Linked DNA regions of Homo sapiens: all the other regions are linked to region 3. The links are chromatin loops, found by intact Hi-C in ENCODE. Cell type or tissue: endothelial cell of umbilical vein. All regions are shown on one strand. Each heading gives the region's core, and the rest is flanking DNA. Links, peaks and the distances in the headings are about the cores only.

The links. Hi-C counts contacts between places; a loop is a spot of excess contacts. Peaks named below come from ENCODE experiments on the same cell type or tissue, not always from the same donor. Only the 100,000 strongest peaks of a DNase experiment are listed, where the experiment ranks them.
Region 1: it touches region 3 in a loop (6-fold over the local background); 9 of 110 quality-filtered maps call a loop at or near these places.
Region 2: a loop joins it to region 3, with 6 times the contacts of the local background. A loop is called at or near these places in 39 of 110 quality-filtered maps.
Region 4: a loop joins it to region 3, with 8 times the contacts of the local background. A loop is called at or near these places in 77 of 110 quality-filtered maps.

The regions. Positions count from the first base shown.
Region 1 is chr3:193,187,269-193,193,050 of GRCh38, reverse strand. No RefSeq gene overlaps it. Among named protein-coding and RNA genes, the nearest start is that of PLAAT1, 51 kb to the left of the region's middle. In endothelial cell of umbilical vein, for the core only: a CTCF peak has its summit at 2,398 (motif pointing left); a DNase peak (open chromatin) is centred at 2,390.
Region 2 is chr3:192,810,372-192,816,153 of GRCh38, reverse strand. All of the region lies in intron 1 of MB21D2 (Mab-21 domain containing 2), which reads left to right. Among named protein-coding and RNA genes, the nearest start is that of FGF12, 86 kb to the right of the region's middle. In endothelial cell of umbilical vein, for the core only: a CTCF peak has its summit at 3,217 (motif pointing left); a DNase peak (open chromatin) is centred at 3,183.
Region 3 is chr3:193,459,169-193,464,950 of GRCh38, reverse strand. It overlaps ATP13A4 (ATPase 13A4), which reads left to right. Exons shown (of 30, transcript NM_032279.4): 12 at 1-11; 13 at 2,128-2,189; 14 at 5,720-5,782. Among named protein-coding and RNA genes, the nearest start is that of ATP13A5, 83 kb to the right of the region's middle. In endothelial cell of umbilical vein, for the core only: a CTCF peak has its summit at 3,115 (motif pointing left); DNase peaks (open chromatin) are centred at 3,120 and 4,530; H3K27ac peaks cover 1,683 bases.
Region 4 is chr3:193,569,314-193,575,095 of GRCh38, reverse strand. It overlaps a transcript of ATP13A4 not described here. Among named protein-coding and RNA genes, the nearest start is that of ATP13A4, 17 kb to the right of the region's middle. In endothelial cell of umbilical vein, for the core only: a CTCF peak has its summit at 2,511 (motif pointing right); a DNase peak (open chromatin) is centred at 2,535.

The sequences.
Region 1 (5,782 bases), core at 291-5,290, 270 kb after region 3:
TTCTTGCAGGAAGAAAAATATTCAGACTCTCAAGAGTTGGAGCATTTCAAATATCCACAATGCAATTTTAAAATTACTGGATATTTATCTTAAGAAAATAAGCCAAAAGATATGACCTTATAGCTATGCTTCTTCCTCCTCCAACGCTCTTCAACTCCCGAGCCTGCTGTTTGACCACCACTGATATGTCCTTCTAGTTTCACATCTTTTCTCCCTTTTCCTTGCATATGACATGAAGCGCCACTAAAGGTGGGTGGCCATGAGTCAATAGGAGCAGACCCTGAGATGACCTGGAATTAGCAGGTGAGTGCTTAAAATAGCTCTTATACATATTTATAGATTGAAAAGGAAAGATGGACATAATGAGTGAACAAGTTCTCAAACTAAAACATACGGTACCTGAAATAAAAACAAAACCTCAGTAAGCTTGCAAATACATGTCATTCCTTTTAATACTTTAAAAACATCTAGTTATTAATTACTTCCAATAATAAAGTGTTCAATTTTAGGTTTAGATTCTGTACTTAAATTTTACAGATTCTGGAGATGTAAAAGAAACCTCAGAGCAGTTAAAAAAAACTTATAATCTGTGACTGAAAAAGACATGGAAATCATATCTAGATATAACAATTAGAACTTGGCTGTTAATGGCAAGTTATAAGTGATTCATTGGCTGGTTTAACTGTGGGGAGTCAAAAAGAATAGTTTCCTTAGTGAGACGCAATGAAAGAAAATATTCAAAACTAAAATATGAAGCAAAAGCAAGTCATAGACAAATATGGTCACCCACATAAGAGGACTTTTATATAATTTTATCCTCAGTCAAAACTGGTTCTTCACATTTTTAAGAGACATTTGCCTCTTTTGATTTTATCTTTTTTTATTATGCTGCAAGTCAGCATGACAGAGCACCAACTTTTGCTGAATATCTTCTGTCAGAAGTCCTCTAAGATCCTTTGGATCTTGGGTCAGAAAAGTCAATTGGCATTGCTTAATGGTGCGTTGGGGGGTATAAATAAGAGCTATATCCTATAACCTGTGGATTCTCATTGCAGGAACAAAGTTGTCTCTGTTCCTTAACACAGTGAGAAGACAAGGAGAGAGCAGAGCTGTAGTCCATCGGAAGTGGAATGTAATGTGTCTTATCACTGACATGGGTTACAATCACCAGCACATGGTAATAATGAAAAGTAGATCAACTTCTGGTTGGTTTTAAAATTCTCTGTAAGGGTTACTTCCATTGCCTCCTCCCCTCCCAACATACACCACCACCTCAACATTTTGCTAGTTACCTTTATTGGCCATCCTGTCTTCATTTACTTGGGCATTAAAATCGTCAGTTGGAATAATGCTCTTACACTCTGTGCTCTAGAGCAGATTTCATTAAGCGACTGAGTTTATCCCAGGAGCTTTAATTGCGTCTTATATGGACCTATTTTTAATTGTCCTCAACAGACAAAATGTTCTTATGCATAGATTCTAAGGATGATATAGAAAAATCTGGTAAATTTAATAATGTTACATTTATATAGCAACTACATAATTTTTTTAGATTCAAATTTCATTTTAAACTCTTAGTGCTGTTGTATCCTTATAGATATAGACAGATGTTATTATTTTCATTTGACACATGATGAAATGCTGTATCATTTGAATGTCTATTCTAGTTAATTATCCCATTTAATAAGAGACTATTGAGGAAGATATATTGTAAATTTAGATATTTATCTTTAATATTCCCATTTAACCAATAGGAAAGCCAAAGCTTGGGTATGTTAACTAACATTTTAGATCAAGGTGCAACTTGTTGCCTTAGGACAGGAAGTTGAGCTCTATACCAAGATGCAAGGCTTCATAACCAAGCCTGGGAGTGTCTCTTGCATGGATGAAGACTCTGGCCCACCATGAGGATTCAGGCTCGTGGCAGCAGTGGGAAGGTAGGAAGATGTGACCTGGAGGAAAGTTTGTTCTTTCCAGCCCAGGAAAATAGAAGTAGAAGAAAGGTGTCAGGGCAGAGAAGTTGTTGGGGGCTGTGAGAAGGCCCAGTGTCCTGACTTCTCAGCTCTGGGCTTCAGGCTGCAGAGAAGGAGGTGTTTTAGATAAGCTATGGTGGAGCCAAGAGCAGAGCAAACACAGCTTGATTCCCATTTCATGCTATGAAAAGAATTCTCCTGCTGGACTGAATTCCCCATACCAACCATATCAGAATAAATTTGTCAACACAATTAGATAGAAAGAGGACTTGAAATTTAGTTTTCCTAAGCATCTCCAAGTCCTCATTTAGAATACAGCACCTTATTTCTACCTAAAATCTAAGCACTTTGAACTGATCTGAAGAATGAAGCCCTTAGCCTCATGGGGCCAGGGGCTCATATAGACATACACTTATACTGCCTCCTAGTGGGAGGTCTCAGAAATCACTGACTTGAGATGCAGATGGCTTGCCACAGAGCCCTATAGCAATGGAAGAGGAAACCCCACAGTAGAGGCTGGGGCTAAACTGCTTGTGTCAGGGTGCCACACAGAGGACATGGCAGAGACTCAAGGGTCTAAAATGCTACTGAGAATATTTCTGTGGAGGCAGCCAGGGAGCATCACCAGGCTGTGATCAACCCAAGAGAGAGAGAGATCAGATGACAGTACACAGCCCCAACCAGTGAGAACAGACAATTCCTCAGAGACCAGAAGAACCAGCAGATGGTACAAGGAAGTAAAGTAAATCTGATCATTCTCCTGCCTTTCTCAAAATCGTGGTGTTGCATAAGCCTCTTCCTTCAGAAGGGAGGGTCAAGCAGAGGATTTTCGCTTAAACTAGAACATTATCTGAAGCAACTCTTTAAATCATTGCATTGGAGTAGGATTTTTTAAATCTTTAAATAATCTCAAACTTACAGAAGAACTGCAAATACAGTAAAAAAACTGCACTCCCTCAGAACCATTTGTGACTAACTTGCTGAAATGATACATCTTAAGACCAAAATAAATCAAAGCATCATATTTCAAAAAAAAAACAAGAAAATTATCCTCTATGACTACACTACAAATATTAAAATCAGGGAATCAATACTGATAAATTGCCATCATTTCATCCTCAGACTCCATTCCAACTTCAGGAATTGTCACAATAACATCCTTTATAGCAAAAGGATGCAGTTCTGAATTGCACGATGCATGTCTCCTTATTTCTATCTGGAACATTTTCATGGCCTTGACTTTTTTGAAGATTAAAGGCTACTTTGTAGAATATCCCTCAGTTTAGGTTTTCTGATGTTCCCTTACAATGAGATCTAGATTATTTACCTCTAGCAAGAATATCCCAGAAGTGATGCTGTGTATTTCTCATAGCATCTGATCAGGTGGCGTATGATTTTCAGCTTGTTCCATTACTGATAATGTTCACTTTGATTGCTCCATTAAAGTCTGCCTTATCCATGGTAAGGTTACTCTTTTTCCCTTTTTAATTAACAGGTATTTTGTGGAGAGGTACTTTGAAACTATTTAAATACCCTACTCTTTCCATACTTTTAGTTTATTTATAAATTGACTCATATTTTCCTGTGTTTATTGGGTTATAATTCTTTCCTGTCCTCATGTATTTTGATGCTCTGTGTCCTTTTGATATGCCCCTTTCATTTTTCAAGCTCTTCCTTAGCTTTCTGGCAAATGGATGCTCCAGGCTCTGATCTACCTTGCTCAACTCCACCTAATGACTTCAGGACTGAATTGTTCAGGAAGGGAAGAGAAGGGAAGAGGAAGAGCTGACAAAGTTAATTTCTACCCTCCTTACCTCCCCATCCAATGTATGAGACTTCAAAGGAAACCAAAGTGCTTATCCTCTGCTATTACGGATGGTAGTGTAAGGAAATTTAAAACCTTGCTAAATCTATGTTACCAGGGAGAAGTGTTAGGAGACCTGTGTTCGCAGCTCATAGACTTTGTCGGTTCCCTGGGTTGGTTACTTGTGTTCACGTTTTGTTCACCCGTCTATAGTGCTTAGCAACAAATCTGTGAAACAGCAGTAACATGAATCTGTTTTAGGATCTTCAACAATGGAAGAAGTGGTGAAATTTTAATACTATTCTAAAGTGAGTTCAAGGATTGGGCACAAGAGAGAAGGTACACTGGTAAATAAGCCCAAATCTCTGGAGTCTGAGAAAATGTAAAAAATCAAGAACACCAAAACTTGTCCAGGACCCAAAGGAGACCTGATGGCTTAAGAAGCAGAGGACAGCTCCTTGCCAGCAGCACGGCACAGCTTCTCCCAGGGTAGAGGACAGCTCCTTGCCAGTAGCATGGCACAGCTTCTCCCAGGATTCACAGTGTTCCTGGAGATTATGGGCCAGGTGACAAAACTAGCAGTTCTACACCCTCAAAGCGGCCGCTTTTTCGTAGAAAAATACAACCTGGGTATGATAAATTTTTAACAATGTTTTCTCTCTGGGAAATGGTGTTTTGAACGATATTCATTTTCTAGGCTTTTACATTTCTGATATGTTGGGGTACTTTACAAAATACATATGTTTTGTAACCAGAAAAATTACAGATGTAAGAAATAAAAAGTTAAATAATGAATAGGGTGCAAAGCGGTTTCATTAAAATATCGCATTTAGTTTTTTCTAAGGTATAGTGTTACATTTAGTAAAATGTACACATCTTAAATGTATAACTGGGTAGATTTTTACATACGTGTACATTCCAGTAGCCACCATTTGGATCAAGATAGAGAATATTTCTGTCATACAAGAGAGGTTTTTTTGCACCTCTTCCTAGCCAATCCCCAATCAAGGTACCACTCTTCTGACTTGTATCACATAGGTTATGTTCAGGAAGCAGGTCCCAGCTCTGCTCTGACCCTTAATGTACAGTGCCAACCTACACAAGTGCCTGGTCATCTGTGTGTCTCAGGAAATGGACTCAAAGACCTTCATGAACACTTTCCATTGTACTGTTCCACAAAAAATACGATAAGTAGGGCATTTTCTCCACGGGTCATTAGTAATTGAGCAGAAAGATTATCTGCCAACTTCCATACCTGACTCCATCTACTGAGCCACAGGGCTTTTGTGAAAATTAGTTCCTGAAGCTGAATCAAATAGTTAACTCAAATGTGAAGGTGATGCTTAATTTTGAAATATTAGGTTAATGCTTCACTCATTCACTTATTCTACCAAAACTTTTTATTTTTACTATTTATGATTTGCCCAACATTTGTTTGGCAGGAAAAAGGCTTCTCCGGGGAGGCAATGATAGTCACAGTGGTGCCTGCTCCTCAGTCTAGTGGAAGAATGTAAACACAGGCCCAGGTGCATGTAATGGAGGAAAGAAATTATCAAGGTCACAAGAGAGAAACAGATACAGTTCCAAGAGGGGAGAAAACTCCCTTTCAGCTGGAACATTAGCTCAGGCTTCATGGAAGGGAAAGGTGGCGTGACTGAAGAGCTAGACCTTGAATGATAAGCAGTAGTTGGATGCAGAGAAATGGAGTTTATTAAAAAAAAGTGCTCTTCTTTCATAAGGGTGACATACTTCAACTACAGAGCTTGCATAGGGAATTCTTTCTTCCAGCAAGATTAATGGTTTTGTGCTGAGGTCGCCACAGATTCTACCTGATTTATATTTGCCAGTCTGAAGGCCATGATTAGGGAAATTTTTTTGTGTAACAGATTGACGTCAATGAATCTTTCATATGTTATACGAAGAAATTAAGACATATAGAGAAAATTTCATGTTCACAGGGCAGCTGTATATGAGTGATTCTGGTCAGAACCCTCAAGGCTATTCT
Region 2 (5,782 bases), core at 495-5,494, 650 kb after region 3:
CACAATATAAATACAGCTGTCTGCATTTAATCTGTCGTCGTCTCTCAATTCAACCCTGGGACAATTGATAGCTTTGGAAATTGTACACCTCTATTCAAACTGTGTGATCTTTGGTTTTGAGAACTGAGCTGTAATTGTGCCCATCACTGCAGGTTTATTGCTTGGCTGCCAAGTCAGCTCCACACTTGATACTCACTGACCCATATATGTGCTCCCAAGCCAAGTGTGGTATGGGCGCCAATTGTCCTTAAGGATTCGGCTGGTGATGCAATCACTTTATCTATGCTTGAGATTGAATAGAGGACAAAAATCCATCCCTATCTGATGGGTAGAGGAAGATACGGGCCCTGAAAAAATAGCAGAAATCTAGCACAAATACATCATTTTCTTTCAAACTAAATGAATACCTGGGTGGTTAGAGATGAATGAATTCCCCAATTGTACAGAATGAGACCTGTCACATCCCTCCTGAATCTCAATTACTATCATGTTTCCAAAAGCCCGCCAAAGTTGTCTTCCCTGATTTGAAAAGTAGCCAATCTCAGCTCTTCAAGATCTTAGAGAATTACTGAGACAGTAAATTCCTTCCTCTAACTTGACAGCTTTGCCTTTCCTGATTTCATGCAGTTAAACTTTCTGCTTTGAAATTGAGAGAGAGGCAGACTCAATTTTTAAAAGCATTTCAACATTGCTAAACACATGTCTCCTTGGAGATTATGCTTCCATCCTTGTGGGGTGAGACATGGGAACCTGCATTTTTAACAAGCCTCTCGGTTTGAGACCCACATATGAAGCAGGGAGTTCTGGATTGAGAGTCAAGTACTTTGGGTTCTATTTCTGGCACCTGTGCCAGGTTCAGTGCTGTGTCACCTTTGCTTTCTGGGCCTTAGCAACCTCATACATACCATGGCAGTTGGAATAAATAACCTTGAAAGTCAGTTCTGGCTCCAGTAAGCTCCAATTTATTCATTCTTTGTGTGGGGAACACATATATAACTTAAACTTCATTCTCTGGAGACCAAGACTTAGCGAATTTTAACTTATTCAAACAACATCCTTTAATACTATGAAATTAAAGAAACTCTTATTTCTCCCTTAGTAGCCATCATTTGGTTAATAATTTCTGGCTAGAATGTTTGAATGCCACACTGTTCATCCACTGACTTGCTCCATTTTTAGATGGTTGGGGGAAAGTAGATGAAAGAAGCCATCTCTCAAAGTATGACTTTCCCATGTCAGCATTATGAGACTCATCTTTGACTTTGTCTAAGAATTTTTTTTTTTTTTTTGGGATGGAGTCTCGCTCTGTCGCCCAGGCTGGAATGCAGTGGCACAATCTCAGCTCACTGCAAGCTCCACCTCCTGGGTTCACGCCATTCTCCTGCCTCAGCCTCCCCAGTAGCTGGGACTAAAGGCGTCCACCACCACGCCTGGGTAATTTTTTGTATTTTTTTTAGTAGAGACAGGGTTTCACCGTGTTAGCCAGGATGGTCTCGATCTCCTGACCTCGTGATCTGCCCACCTTGGCCTCCCAAAGTGCTGGGATTACAGGTGTGAGCCACCGCGCCCGCCCAAGACTTTTTTTAATTGAGCAGGCATGGATTTAAAAACACTGCAGCTTTGTCCTCTTTTAAATGATCTACCCGTGCTTTTAAACTGCAAATTTCTACTTCTGCAGAGGGCTTTGGCTGGTTATTTCAAGTCTGATTTCTTTTGATCCGAACATTTTCAAGCTCAAACAATAGAGTATGTTTTTACCCAGATACTGAAAACAGTTATCAGGTAGGCAATTCTGTCTCAGCAGATTCAGCTCTTTATTAGTCTGTTAGCCTGTCAGTATTTTTTTTTTCATGTCTGTTGTCCTTGGAAAAACTCATTTGATCCCTTAGTCCTTTCTTAAATTACAGGGATGGGTGTAGCTGTACTAATCTGAACTTCTGGATGTATCAAACATTCCAACTTTATACGATGGAAATACTTCTAAGACTTATTAACATATCATTATTTTTCAAACTAGCATGTTTTTAGGATATTACTGATTTGTTATTTGAAAACTAGATTGAGGAAATTAGTATTTGAAATAACATTTACTTATTTAAACGAAGGCAAAAACAATAGAAGCAGGAGGTCATTGTTAATAAGCCATGTGGAAAATTGATTAATAGCTATTAAGCACTTGGTTATTGACACTTAAAGACAAGTTATTTTTCATCAAAGATGTGTGTTTATTTTGCTGGCATAGGTAAGGAAAGAAGGGAATCTTATCAGTAACCCAGGCAGTCTGGCTATAACCATCATAGATTCCTCCCAATAGAGCACACCTTACATTTTGAGCCCTTTCTCCCACCTTACAACAAATTGACAACTTGATGGGAAAAAAAATGATCCCTCTATCTTTCCTTCAAAATAATTGTGTGTGGTCAGATTAGTTTTAGTCTGGTTTAGGCCGGAGAACTAGGTGGATACTTTGTATACTCATCTTGACTAGTTACTTAGGGCTAGGAGCCTCAGCCTCCACATCCCTACAATGAGAATTCTAGAGCTGTTCATCAAGTAATTATAGGGAACAAATGGGAAAATGATTGTGGCCATTCTCTGGAAACTGCAAAGCGTCATACAATATATATATTGTTTATTTAGACTTGATGGAAGATAGGTTAAAACATTTTCTTTTTATTAATCTTCTGAGCTCCTGAAGTCTTCAATGTATTTATTCACTTATAGTCAGAATGAAATAGTCCTGAAGGAAGAGTAGTGTCTCAGCCTCATAACATCAAAGACTGTTTCCTCTGACTTCTTTTTCTTTTATTCCTGGAAACTGAAGCTTTGTTCATTAAAAAAAAAAAAAAAAAATTAACTGCAGTAAGTGCAAGCGGACAACTCTGCCTTGCAAAGAGCTCCTGAATATGCATTGGGAACCCATTGTCAGCCATGTTGCTTGCCAAGACAAAGCATCTTTCAGTCTTGGCTCAACCTAGATGATCCCTTCAGCTTCTAAATTATCAGGAGGATTTTCTCAGGGAAACTAAACAGAAAAGTTACAAGTCACTGGGTGGAACCTCAAAGTAAATAGGCCTGGGACTGATGCTTTTAATGTAGTCTTATCACATTTTAGCCCGTTGATCAGCTTGTTTCCCCAAAGATTTTATTCTAAGATTGTAAGACGTCCAAGCCCAGCTAGAAACTCTTAGTAAATGAGTAGAGTGTGGATGCCATCTCCTGGCAGTTTTTGGGAATGGCTTAGTAAGGAATCCATTTATTTATAGGTTCTCCACGTATGCATCAAGGGAAAAAATACATGGTTTTAATCTTTTTAGAAATTAGGTATTAGACTTTGATCTTAGATCACACTATAGTTATATAGTAACTTTTCTCCTGCTTCCCTGATGAGGTTGTTGACTAAAAATTGGTGCTTTGGAGAATGTCCTAGAGCTAAATTATCCTCAAAGAACAAGAGGAGACGTGTCTGTGTAGTTACAGTATAGTTCATGAACAAGCCCCTAGCTTCTCCTTCATCTCTTCTGAGAATGTGATATGAGTCCCTTGCTTGCAGATATAGAGGATCTGGAGTCTTTCATCATGTCTCACAATGACAGTGTTGTCAGTCGAAGTATATCACCTGACAGTTTCATCCACCATAAAGATAGAGTTTATTTCAGAAAACTTTGTCATTAGGCTCCACCATCTATTTACTGATTCAGCTTACTCTGCTGAACTTCTCTTGTGTTAGGGTGGGAGATACACAAGTCATCAGAGGGACACTGACAGGTAAACACATAATTGATAATTAGTGTAAACACTACACTAAAAAAAGTACAGGCCGGGCATGGTGGCTCACGCCTGTAATCCCAGCAGCTTGGGAGGCCAGTTGGGAGGTCAGGAGTTTGAGACCAGCCTGACCAACATGGTGAAACCCTGTCTCTACTGAAAATACAAAAATTAGCCGGGCGTGGTGGCGCACATCTGTAGTCCCAGCTACTCGGGAGGCTGAGGCAGGAGAATTGCTTGAACCTGGGAGGCAGAGGTTGCAGTGAGCCAAGATTGTGCCACTACCCTCCAGCCTGAGCAACAGAGTGAGACTCCATCTCCAAAAAAATAAAAAAGCAAAAAAAACAAAACACGCACACACACAAAAGAAAGTACGGACAAAGGTGATTGAATGAAGAAACTAAATATATCATTTAGAAGTATTTCTGTACAATTTAGAGGAATAGAGACAGAATAATCCTCAACAGAGGCTGAAAGAGAAACTTTGTTTTGGTCTTTAAATTTGGCTTGAGGCTTTCATGTATAAGTAAGGTCTGTTTGAACAAAGCTCCACTCTGATGGTTGGTTCCTGGAGTGAGTTCTTTTTTTTAATCCACCCTCCCCAACCTTAATCCCCATTGTTCTCTTTGGAATTTAAGAAAGAAATGCCTGTATCTGAAAAATATATGGATTTTCACCTCTCCAAAGCTTTCCAGAGGTCTTAAAATGTCCCTTGGGAAGTGAGGAGAATTGAGATAACAACAAAGCAAGAAATAATCAGGAAGATGCTAGCTGTAAATGCACAGAAAAGCAAGCTTGCTGATCTGTGAAGGCTAATGAACTCTTTTTGAGAATTGTTCTCAGATCTAGTTTTATAAGACTTGTAATGGATCTATAACTGATTGTGGGAAAGAGCAAGTAATCCCTTACCAGTAGCTTAGGCTTCCAGGCTCCTCATGGCCAGTTGTCCATATGAAATGTAATGTCATCAAGAATTATTAACAGACCTGAGCCTGTCTGTCCCTGCTTTACACCCCCCACCCACTACAGTTCCAGAAACAAGAATTACTCTGCTGTGGTAGTTCACTTGGGAGGTGACACAAAGAAACAGGAGTGAGGGAATACAGCAATTGAGACAGATGAGAGAAAAGCCAATAAAGATTCTGTCTATTAATAAGCTATTGAATGGGTTCATCTGAGAGGTTGTATAGAACCCAATGTAGAATCGCCCACAGAGTCTGGGGAAGCTAGGGCATTTATCTACTGATTCTGCCCCAGTGGTTGACAGTCGCCCCAATGGTGTCAGTTCTCTTGCATTAACTCCCCTGCACTTCCTGGCAGTGGCTGGAGAGAGAATGCCCTTAGGCAGAGGGGCAGAGTCACTGGCACTTGAGGAGAGGGGCTGGGAACATCTCGGGGACTGCCTGTCACAGCTGCAAGTGAACCCAGGGATGGGCTGGGGACACAGGGCAGGATATCAACAAAGTCATACGCACATGTGCGTGCGCACACACACACACACACAAGCATACTCATATATTAGGAAAAATGTAAATTCAAGTGAGGTCTGTAATAATAGGAACTATTAATTTTGTTTAGATATGAGAATGGTGGTTATACTTAAAAAGTCTTTAGACAAATGTCTGTGTCTAATTGAGAAAGTGATGTTTATGGGTAAAATGATAGGTTGTCTGGGATTTACCTTAACATATTATGCCAAAAAAATGGGATAAATGAAATAAGAATGGCAAACATAATTGTTGAAGTTAGGTGATGGATACATGGGAATTTATTTTACTATTATATCTACTATTGTATATGTTTGAAAATTTCTAAAGTAAACAGTAAAACAAGTTAGTAAACTCGTCTAAAGTAAGACAGGGTCTTCTTTGACTAGCCAGTGATAGTTTGTAAGTCCTTTAGAGGAGGCTTCTTTATATAAATTGGGATCATTTTAAAGCTAGTTTAGCAAATTCGATAGTTTGTAAGTCCTTTAGAGGAGGCTTCTTTATATAAATTGGGATCATTTTAAAGC
Region 3 (5,782 bases), core at 474-5,473:
GCTTTGACAAGGTATGTGTGTTTCATCCTTATTCTTATCATCATTTTTACCATTGCTGTCATCATGTATATCTACTTTTACCCCCTTGCAAGGCAGGAGACATAGAATGTGGGTGCCTGTCTTCATTTTATCCCTGGTTAGATGCATGATCTGGGAAAGATATGTCTCTTGAGCTCGCAGAGTCCAAGGTTTAGAGGAGAAGTGGGTACTAAATAGGAGAATCTTTTTGGGTCCTTCCAGCTTTGATATCCTATGAAAAGCAATTAAAGTAGCATCCTGTTTCTCTGCAGTCAAAACCTTCATACAAAGACGAAAATTTAAACCCTTTGCTATCGTCACTGCTGTATCCTTGATGCTGAGAATATTGCCTGGCATATAGTTAGTGTGCAATAAATATCGATTGAATTAATGAACAAATAAAAAAGGAAGAGTTTATTAAACTGTGCCTTACTATGATACTCATATCAAGCTTTTGCTGTATTTTCCCATCTGTACTTTATTGCTTAAAATTACCCTTGATTATTTGCCAGTTATTCCCAACCAGCCTCGTATTCTACCGTCTTTTTATTGTATTTATTTAGTCTGTACACACATATGCTGGGGTGAAGGTGGGAGTTGTGAGAGAATAAGATGGAAATGCCTTTCAGGGCATTGTGAACAGGTGAGCATGGGTAGAGGCCTGGAGGCAGGAAAGCAAGAGAGTGTGGTTTTGACTAGAGCAGGATGTTGGTAATGGGAGAAGCTATCTGTGGACCTTGAATGTGTGGCTAAGAAATTGTTTACATATATTTTAAGCAGTGGAGGGTTATTTGAAGGCTTTTGTTGCTGTTGTTGACTTCTTTCTTTAATTTACTTTTTAAATGTGGTAAAATACACATAACATAAAATTTACTATTTTAGCCATTTTTAAGTGTACTGTTCACTGGCATTAAGTGCCTTCTCACTGTTCTGCAACCATCACTACTATTCATTTTGAGAACTTCTTTTATTTTCCCAAACTGAAGCTATATTCATTCAACAGTACACTGAAGGTTTTGATAGTTGAGAATTAATGGGATCAGGGCTGTATTTTATAGTTATTGGAATATCAGAAAGATCTACCAAGAACAGAAAGTCAACATGACTCTTGCCACCATTTTGTATATTATTTTGTGATCAAACTAGCAATGTAAGAAATGACATTCTATTTATGAGATTATATCCTCGGACCTGGAAAAAGAAACAGGAGTGGGAGAGATAATTGTGACCTCAATTTGTATAAAAAATGAGCAATAATTATGAATAATTATGATTATTATTAGCTTTTACTGTATGCTAGATATTAAATGAAACACTTTATGTTATCCCATTTAATCTTCACCACAGCTCTCTGAGATTATGACCATGTTACAGATAAGAGCTCTTATATTTAGGGGGATTAATTTGCTCTGGTCACACAACTGGTGTTTAAACCTAACCTGAATTCTTAACCATAATATTGCACTGAGAGAAATACCACCACCTTTTTTTTTTTTTTTTTTTTTTTTACCAAATAGCAAACCATTTCTTTCGAGTCTGTTCACAGTGCCCTGCAGGTAAAAATTTCACTCTATTCCTTATTTTAATGACATATTTTAAACTTCTGCTATGAAACTAGGACTCACCCATTTTATATCGAGGACTTTCACATCCATTCAGTCTACCATTAGATCCTCAAAACAATCCTCTGAAGTTGTGAGGAAGATACTTTTTTTGTTGTTGTTATGGAGGACACTAAAGTTTGAAAAGATTAAGTGCCAGCTTGTTAGACAACTGGCATGAGCTCATCAACGCTTCCAACGGGCACTCCAGAGACCCACCCATTGTGCCCCTCCTTGAAGTGCTGATCTTGTTAATATGTTTGTGAAGTATTTTCTCATTACAAAAATACCTTATTTATCTGCACTACGGAGTCTTCGCTATGGGGCCACTGGATTTTTTTTTTTTTAAAATAGGGAGGTGGTTTCATTATGTTGCCCAGGCTGGTCTTAAACTCCTGAGTTCAAGTGATCCTCTTGCCTCCGCCTCCCGTAGTGCTGGGATTACAGGCATGAGCCACCGCTCCTTGCCTGGATCTTCAGAGTAAATGGAGCATTTGTTTCTGTTTAGACAGGCACCTTAACAAGGGACGGCTTGGACCTCTGGGGAGTCGTGTCCTGTGATAGGAATGGGTGAGTACCTTGGACTCTTGGACTAAATGCATTCTAGTGTCTCTTTTTCCAAAATTCCGTGTTTTCTCTTGAAATTAAGAATGGAGACATTTGGACTTTGGCTTTGGTGGACAATGATTGCCAAAGTATCTTCTTTTAACTTCTCATCTTTAATTCTTCAAAGCCTCCCTAAAACACACACATTTCCCCCCATCCCAACCCAGTCCCATGCCACTCACAAATCCTGGAGATGAAGCTTTGACACTGCATTCAAATCCTTGCTAAAATATAATTTGCTTCCAGCATGAAGTTGACGCAGTATAAGTAATTTAGACATTACCAGGACACTGTCCTTTAAGGAGGTAACATTCTTTGTTCAAGCTGAAGCCTCTTGATGTGCTAGGAGGAAGGACACTGCTCTTACTTTTGTACCCTGAATTTCAGGAAGAGGAACATTTGTAGAACCGTAGCTAGTGTACTCATGTTTCTTGGTATTCAAATTTTGAGAACTCTACTTTCTGGCTGCTGGAAACTCTCTTTTTTCTTTTTTTTTTTTTTTTGAGACGGAGTTTCACTCTTGTCGCCCAGGCTGGAGTGCAGTGGCATGATCTTGGTGCATTGCAACCTCCGCCTCCTGGGTTCAAGCGATTCTCCTGCCTCAGCCTCCCGAGTAGCTGAGATTACAGGTGCCTGCCACCATGCCTGGCTAATTTTTGTATTTTTAGTAGGGACGGGGTTTCACCATGTTGGCCAGGCTGGTCTCAAACTCCTGACCTCAGGTGATCCGTCCACCTCGGCCTCCTGAAGTGTTGGGATTACAGGCATCAGCCACTGCACTTGGCTGAAACTCCTTTTTCCTAGCAAGAAAAGACGGTTTTGACAGTTCTCAGCATGGTGTGGTAAAGATTTGCACAGTCCTCTCCTGTGGCCCTCTTGTGGCCATGTTTGAGTTTGCGTCTCTGCCCGCTTTTTCAACTCACTACGAACTCCCGTGGAATCAGAACATGAAATCTCTGATGCACTTGACGTTTATGTTTTGTTTGAAAATGAAAGTTTTTTCCTCTAACACTTATAACTTAAATCACAAAGCATTTTGTACATGAAAGGTTCTTTGTGGTTCTTTTGCATTATGACATGTAATTTATCCATAAAATGTTAATTACACATAGTTTAATAATTGTCATATTAAAATGCTATCTAGAAACAAGTCTAATTCCTGGATTAAAAAAGTGATCCTCGTGCTTCTAACCACTTTAGTGTACAGAAGAGGCCTCTGAAAGTGTTAAACTCTAAAGTTCTTTCATTTTTCCTAGAAGATAGATTTGGATATATACTTTGTCTCATGGTTCATTAGTGTTTTTCTGTTTCAGCTTCTGCAAAATATGTGTACATTTGTTCAAATATGTGAGCATCTTGAGAGCAGTCTTGTTCTTATTTAGATTTGCATCCTAAGTGCTGTAGCTCTGTACTAGGCACAAATAGTAGGTGCACAGTAATCGCTCATCTAAAATGAACTCAATATGTTCTGTCTTTTGAATGTTCTTCTTATTCCATTGACACCAAACTATTCATAAAACTTTGGAAACTTTGTTTCTAAAAGTGACTTGTTACATTTAAGGAATAACAATTAATATAATGTTTAGGTAAATGATTCATTTCCCTCCCTTCCTTCCTTCCTTCCTTCCTGCCTTGCTGCCTTCCTGCCTTCCAATCAAAGTTGAATTCCAATGATTAAAACAATTTAAAATAAAAAATGACAAATTTAATTAATAAAATGAAACAAAACAGAATTAATTCTAGGTAAGAAGTGAGCACCTGACTTATAGACTATTCAATACCTTCTTGTTAAAGGTGAGCTCATCTCTGATATTTCTTCCTTTCCAAAAAGCCCTGATTGTTGTGTCAGATACTTTAAGAACTATTAAAGGCTATCAGGGATTGATAACCAGAAATACTCAGATAAAAATGGGTGGACAGGAATGATAGAGAGCTTTATGTATTTGCTGTGCTAAACAGAGTCTGGCCCAATCCTCTCGAATGCAGAATTATACACTCAGAATTACGGACTAGTGACAGTGTACGTCTCATAGTAAAAATAAGATTTTTTTTCTGATCTGTATTTTGCTTTTCAGTGTGCGTTTAAGTTTCTGTGTTAACTGTCCTGCTGGTGGTCTCTTCCTTTTAGATATTTACTAAAATACCATTGGGTATGTGGTAAACCACCAAGATGAGCTGCTCTTTTAAGACATAGTAATAAGTATAACTAACAGGGTCAATATGAAGCCAGGACATTTTTGAACTCTTAGTGTGACAAAAGGAAGCTTGAATGCAAAAGCCAGGAAGCCATGTGGCTGAATTGTGAGTTAACACTGAGATGTGTTTGCTTTCAAAACAAAGGGCTACAGCAACTTAAGGTTATCTTTAAATAAATTCAGGGTCCATATTATCAGAAGTAATTGTCTGTCTTGAAATGTGGTCTCCAGGATCAGACAATGACAAATTTAGGAACTTTTCCAAAAAAGAAGAATAAGGAAGGTGAGAGGGAGGCCTGATCAAGCTGTTATTAGAGGAACAGCCGGAGGTTCCTGTGCGACACCAGAGGGAGAGAGGGTGAAGGGGACGGCAGAGTTGATCCCTAAGTTTGAAAGAAGTTGGCATGTGGAGGAGGGGGAGCAAGTGGACCCTTACTGGCTCCCAGGAGCAGATTCTGCCCCAATGTAGGATGAAGCTTCCACCGTTCAAACGTCCTCCTAATAGGGTAAGCTGCTTTGAGAACCAACGCCTGTGCTGCACATTTGAGAAGGGGCTGTGACTAACCAAGCTGCAGACAACATTCTTCTTGTGACGCCAAAGCTGAACTTAATGGCCTCCACTCTGAATTAGTGAAGGAAGCCTGCATATGACATTTGAGTTGTATTTTAATAGCTTTTTAGATGAGACTATGTTCTTATCTAAAATGAGATGATGGGGATAATGGTTGGGATATGGACACAAGAGGCCAGGGTGGAAGAGGGGGATGCAGTGTTCATTTGAAAAATGTTTTTAGCCGGGCACAGTGGCTCACGCCTGTAATCCCACCATTTTGGGAGGCCGACGCAGGTGGGTTAGCTGAGGTTGGGAGTTCAAGACCAGCCTGGCCAACATGGTGAAACCCCATCCTTGCTAAAAATACAAAAAATTAGCCTGACATGGTGGTGGCTGCCTGTAATTCCAGCTATTCAGGAGGCTGAGGCAGGAGAATCGCTAGAACCTGGGAGGCAGAGGTTGCAATGAATCGAGATCACGCCACTGTCCTCCTCCAGCCTGGGTGACAGAGTGATAGAGTGAGACCCTGTATCCAAAAGAAAAAGAAAAAACTCAGAGACCTTTCTCATACTCAGTGAACTTACTTGGCTGAATGAAGCACTATTAATGTGGGAGGATTGGAGAGTGGCTATTAATGCAACAAAGCATATTAAATTATTTTTTTATAAAGATGTTTGTTCACCTCCAAGATGCTCTGTTTTGGCATGAGGCGATGGAATGGAAACCCATTTCCTTTTCTCCTTAAGCTTTCAGGAAGTTCACAGCTTTGCCTCAGGCCAGGCTTTGCCATGGGGCCCACTGTGTGCAGC
Region 4 (5,782 bases), core at 492-5,491, 110 kb before region 3:
GCTTCCTCACAGCAGACCATTCTCAGACTAGTTCACTTTTGACAAAGTGGACTCCTAGAGAAAGTATTCCAAGTGACAGGAAGTGGAAGCTGCCAGTGTCTTAAGATCTGAGCCTTAAATGTCACTGGTGCCATATTCTACTGGTCAGAGTAGTCACAGAGGCTTCCAGATTCAAGGGGATGTGTGGTCATCTTTATTTTACCATAGTCTGCCCACTGGCTACAAATTAATCACATTACTCCTGCATGCAAATTACCCTCTTGCTTCATACTCACCAACCACCCCTCTCCCCACACACACTCCTTTTCAACACACACGTTTTGTCCCATTACAGAATCAGACTCAGGCTTGAGATCTAGGTTTTTTGTTTTGTTTGTTTTTTGATGGAGTCTCACTCTGTCACCCAGGCTGGAATGCAGTGGTGTAATCTTGGCTCACTGCAACCTCCCTGCCCCAGGTTCAAGTGATTCTCCTGACTCAGCCTCGCAAGTAGCTAGGATTACAGGTGCATGCCACACCCACCTGATTTTTGTGTTTTTATTACAGACAGGGTTTCACCATGTTGGCCAGGCTGGCCTTGAACTCCTGACCTCAAGTGATCTGTCCACCTTGACCTCCCAAAGTGCTGGGATTACAGGAGTGAGCCACTGTGCCTGGCTGAGATCTAGGTTTTTGACGGACAGAGAACTACAAAAAGAGCTTAAGACAGCTTGGTGTTCCAAAATTTAAGGAAAAAGTGTTTCAAGAAGAGAGTGATCAGTAGGGTCAAAGATCAAGTACCAGGAACTGCAAAGAGGAGAGCTTGAGATGTGGCCAACAGAAAGCTTGTGTTCCCTACTTTCCTTCCTTCACTACGGGTGGTGATGCCGGAGGCAGACATCTTATCTGTTTCTTTTTTATATGTAATTTTCTTTTTCTGATTATATAAAACTTGTTTCTGAAATTTGGAAAATATGGAAAATTAGTTAAAAAGAAGAAATGATGCATAGATAATCATTAAAACTTTTTTAGAATGAATTTCTCTATTCTTTATATAAACATGTATGCATATATGCACATATATACATGTCTGTATGTAGATTAGTTCCTGTTTACTCTCCTCCCTCCCCTCATCATTCAACCACCCACAAGGCCTTTCTATGTGCATTCAGGGTAAGGTTATAGCAGGAATGCAAAGAGAAAGAAATAAAACAATTATTAGCACTTAACTTTTCTAAATCGATTTTTGAAGTTTCTGGAAGAGACCTTACCCAGAGAAAAAGGATTTTGAATTTTAAAGTCTGACTTTTGTGTACAAAGGCTAAATTTTATTTTATAAATAATCGATTTTGGAAGAATGAATGATATAAGAGCTGGGATTTGATAAAATTCCACAGCTGAGCTAGGAGAGATTTGGTAAGTGTGACTGGATTTGGGTGCTGCTGTAAATCTCAGAGATGATCTCACACCTTGTGGAATGCTAGAAGTCCTAGAGTGGTGGGGATGGGAACCTCGAGTGGAGAAAAACTATACTGTGATTCCTGGGGAAACCTGAGAAGGCAGGGAAGGAGGTTCACAGAGGAGCCCCTCATGCCAGCCTGTTGCAGCGGCAGTGAGAAGAAATGGGCAAGGCCACACTCCCAATTGCCTGTGGCCCAGGAGCCTTGGGAAGGTGCTCCAGAGAGTCATTTGTCACCAGATGGTGAAGGGCTGAGATAAGGCTGAGATAAAAGTCCTGGTGGGACCACAGATGTGTGTCTCAGATGCTGCTAGCATAGTAGATACAAATTATATATATATATATATATGTATATATATATATATGTGTATATATATATATGTATATATATATATATGGCTGTGGTATTCGTTAAAGTTCATCTGTGGTATTCCTTAAAGTTTTATATATTAATCTGTGGTATTTCTTAAAGTTTTGGTCACACTGTTTAGAGTTTTGCTAAACATTATATCATGAACATTTAAACCATGTCGGTGATCTCGGCTCACTGCAAGCTCCACCTCCCAGACTCAAACCATCCTCCCACCTCAGCCCTTACTCCCCTCCCCCCAACCCCTGCCCCCCACCCCGAGTAACTGGGACCACAGGTGTGCACACCATGCCCAGCTAATTTTTGTAATTTTTTTTTTTTTTGTAAAGAAGGTGTTTCACCATATTGCGCAGGTTGGTCTCGAACTCCTGAGCTCAAGTGATCTGCCCAGTTCAGCCTCCCAAAGTGCTAGAATTACAGGCGTGAGTCACACTGCACCTGGCCTATACACATTTGTAAGGCTTCCTATTCACATGTCAAACTGCCCTCCTGCCCTTTACATTCCCATCAGCTGGTTCCATCACGTGCATGTACTAACGTCTTCAGGGACCACTCAGCGGTGCATAGTTTCTGGGTATATGAACAAACTGGAGTACGATTCTAGTAGATCAGAGGCTCTGAGAATGTCTCCACTCTTGTCCAGACCTTGAAACATCAAGTGACTGAAGCTTGCAGGCTGTCCTTTGCCACTAAACGCAGATTGAATGTTAAGACACTAGGGGGCAGAGGCGTCCCACTAAACCGAGGATGTTCTGTTCGTTTTTTAAACCTAAACTGGTTCATACCATCCATCTAGATCCAAATTCGCACATTGCTATCATGGAGTATTCAATTATTTTAACAAATTAATAAACAAAGGCAAGACTGCTGTAAGTTTAAAATAGGTAGTTCTCAATTACTGTAACAAACATTCTATTCCCACTGCTTTTTTAAAACCTGAACTTTTTATATTACAATAGTTTTAGAGTTACAGAAAAATTATGAAGATAGGATAGAGAGTTCCCATATACCCCAAACAAAGTCAGTTTCCCCTATTTTTTTAGACAGGGTCTTATTGTGTCCCCCAGATTGGAGTGCAGTGGCATGATCTCGGCTCACTGCAACCTCTGCCTCTGGAGCTCAGGCAATCCTCCCACTTTAGCCTCCCGAGTAGCTGGGACTACAGGCATGTGTTGCCTGGCTATTATTATTATTTTGTATGTTTTGTAGAGGCGGGGTTTTGCCATGTTGCTGAGGCTGGTCTTGAACTCCTGGCCCAAGCCATCTGCCTGCTTGGGCGGCTTCCTGTTTTGTTAACATCTTACATTAGTATGGTGCATTTATTACAACAAGTAAACCAAGACTGATGTGTTAGTATTAACTAAAGTCTAAAGTCCATAACTCAGTTTTCTTTAGTTTTACCTAACGTCCTTTTTATTATTATTATTATTTTATTTCACAGGCCTAATGTCCTTTTCATGTACCAGGATTCCATTCAAGATACCACATTAGATTGATGCGTTATGTCTCCTTAGGCTCACCTAGACCATGACATTTCCTCAGATTCTCCTTGTTTGTGCCGACCTTGACAGCTTTGAGGGGTATTACGTGTTTTATAAAATGCCCTTCAATTGGGGTTTGTCTGATGTTTTTCTCATGGATAGACAGGAGTTGTAGGTTTTTGGGAGGAAGACTGTAAGAGGTAAAGTGCCATGCTTATCACACCATGTTGTCAGCATGACATATCAATTTTGAAATTAACCTTCATCACCTGACTGAGCAATATTTGGTAGGTTTCTCCACTGTAAAGTTACTTCCTCCTCACCCCTCATACTGTACACTGTGGAAGGAAGTCACTACCAGCAGCCAATGTTAAGGAGTGAATAGTTATGTAGCCCTTTCTGAGGAGCCCTGTGTGCATAAGTTATCTGGAATTCTGTACGGAAGATTTATCTATTCTCCCCATTTATTTATTCAATTGTTTATTTGTATCTCTCTTTGAACTCATGGATATTTCTTTTTTTTTTTTTGAGACAAGGTCTTGCTTTGTCACCCAGGCTGGAGTGCAGTAACGCAATCTCGGCTCACTGGCAACCTCCACCTCCCAGGTTCAAACAATTCTCCTGCCTCAGCCTCTTGAATAGGTGGGATCACAGGCCCACGCCACCATGCCCGGCTAATTTTTGTATTTTTAGTAGAGACGGGGTTTTGCCATGTTGGCCAGGCTGGTTTCGAACTCCTGACCTCAGTTGACCCACCCGCCTTGGCTTCCCAAAGTGCTGGGATTACAGGCATGAGCTACCACACCTGGCCAGATACTTATTTTCTACTTTGCTTTTACAACCATGTCTGGCCAAATTTTACACCCCTTTAATAATAATAATAGCTACCAATTATTGGGAATTTATATATACACTGTGCTAAGCATTGTATATATGTCATCTCATTTAATATTAGCAACCATCCTCATGGGAGATATTATTATCCTTTGGTCCCATATGATGAGCCTGAAGCTTGTAGAGATAAATAATTTCCCCTGACCACACAACTGGTACACAGGATGCAAGCTCTGGTCTGTGAGAATTCAGAGCCTGTGGGTTTCACCGCTATGACACTGCCTCCCTGCTTTACTCAAGAATAGGATATGCTAAGAGGCTGAGTTTAATTGTATGAGGAAAAAATAAAGATAAAGACTGTGGTGGTATTAGGCCTCTATTCCAGTCCTTTATCCTTCCCTTCTGTTCACTGTCACCCTGATAGTTTCCCCTTCTGATTTGTCAATGATAAAATAAAAAATTCAATAAAAATGCATTGAGATTTTGCTAGTATATAATTTATAATTAGCATGTCATACATGGTTCTAATGATAAATAATTAAGAAATAAAATACTTTTCCTGACAAGAAATAACCTATAAATCATGTTAAGACATAGGAAAACAACAATTTAGGCATATATTATGTGGCTTACTAAGCAAACATATTTTTTTGAGACAGAGTCTCAATCTATTGCCCAGGCTTGAGTGCAGTGGTGCAATTACACAATCACAGCTCACTGCAGCCTCGACCTCCTGGGCTCAAGCAATCCTCCCAGCTCAGTCTCCTGAGTAGCCGGAATTACAGGTGTGTGCCACCACGCCTGGCTAATTTTTAATTTTTTTGTTTTGTTTTGTTTTAGATAGAAGGTCTTGCTTTGTTGCCCAGGCTTTTCTCAGACTCCTGGGCTCAAGTGATCCTCCTGCCTCAGCCTCCCAAAGTGCTGGGATTACAGGCATGAGCCACCGCACCCTGCTGGCAAAGCATATTTGTATGCGTAATTTTTAAAAAATAAACTCTCCATTTTTGAATAGTTTTAGGTTTATTGAAAGATTGTGATGATAGCATAGAGAGTTCTCATATACCCCGCACCCGATTTCCCTCATTGTTAATATCTTACATTAATATGGTTTATTTATCACAATTAAGTAACCAGTACTGGCTGGGTGAAGTGGTTCATACCTGTAATCCCAGCACTTTGGGAGCCTGCGGTGGGAGGATTGCTTGAGCTCAGGAGTTCAAGACCAGCTTGGAAACGTAGCAAGACCCTGTCAGCACACACACAAAATTTTTTTTTTAATTAGCTGAGCGTGGTGGCGTGCATCTGTCGTTCCAGTTACTTGGGAGGCTGAGATGGGAGGACTGCTTGAGCCCGGGAGGTTGAGGATGCAGTGAGCTATTGTTGCCTGGGTGACAGAGCGAGACCCTCTCTCAAAACAAAAAACAAAAAACAAAAACAAAAACAACAACAAAAAAACCAAACCAAAACAAAAACCCAATACTGCTATGTTGCTATTAACTAGAGTTGATAATTTATTCAAAATTCCTTAGTTTTTATCTGATGCTTTTTATCCTGTCCAGGATCTCACCCAGGATACTAAGTTGCATTTAGTTGTCATTTCTCCTTAGGCTCATCTTGGCTGTGACAGTTTCTCAAACTTCTTTTGTTTTTGATGACCTT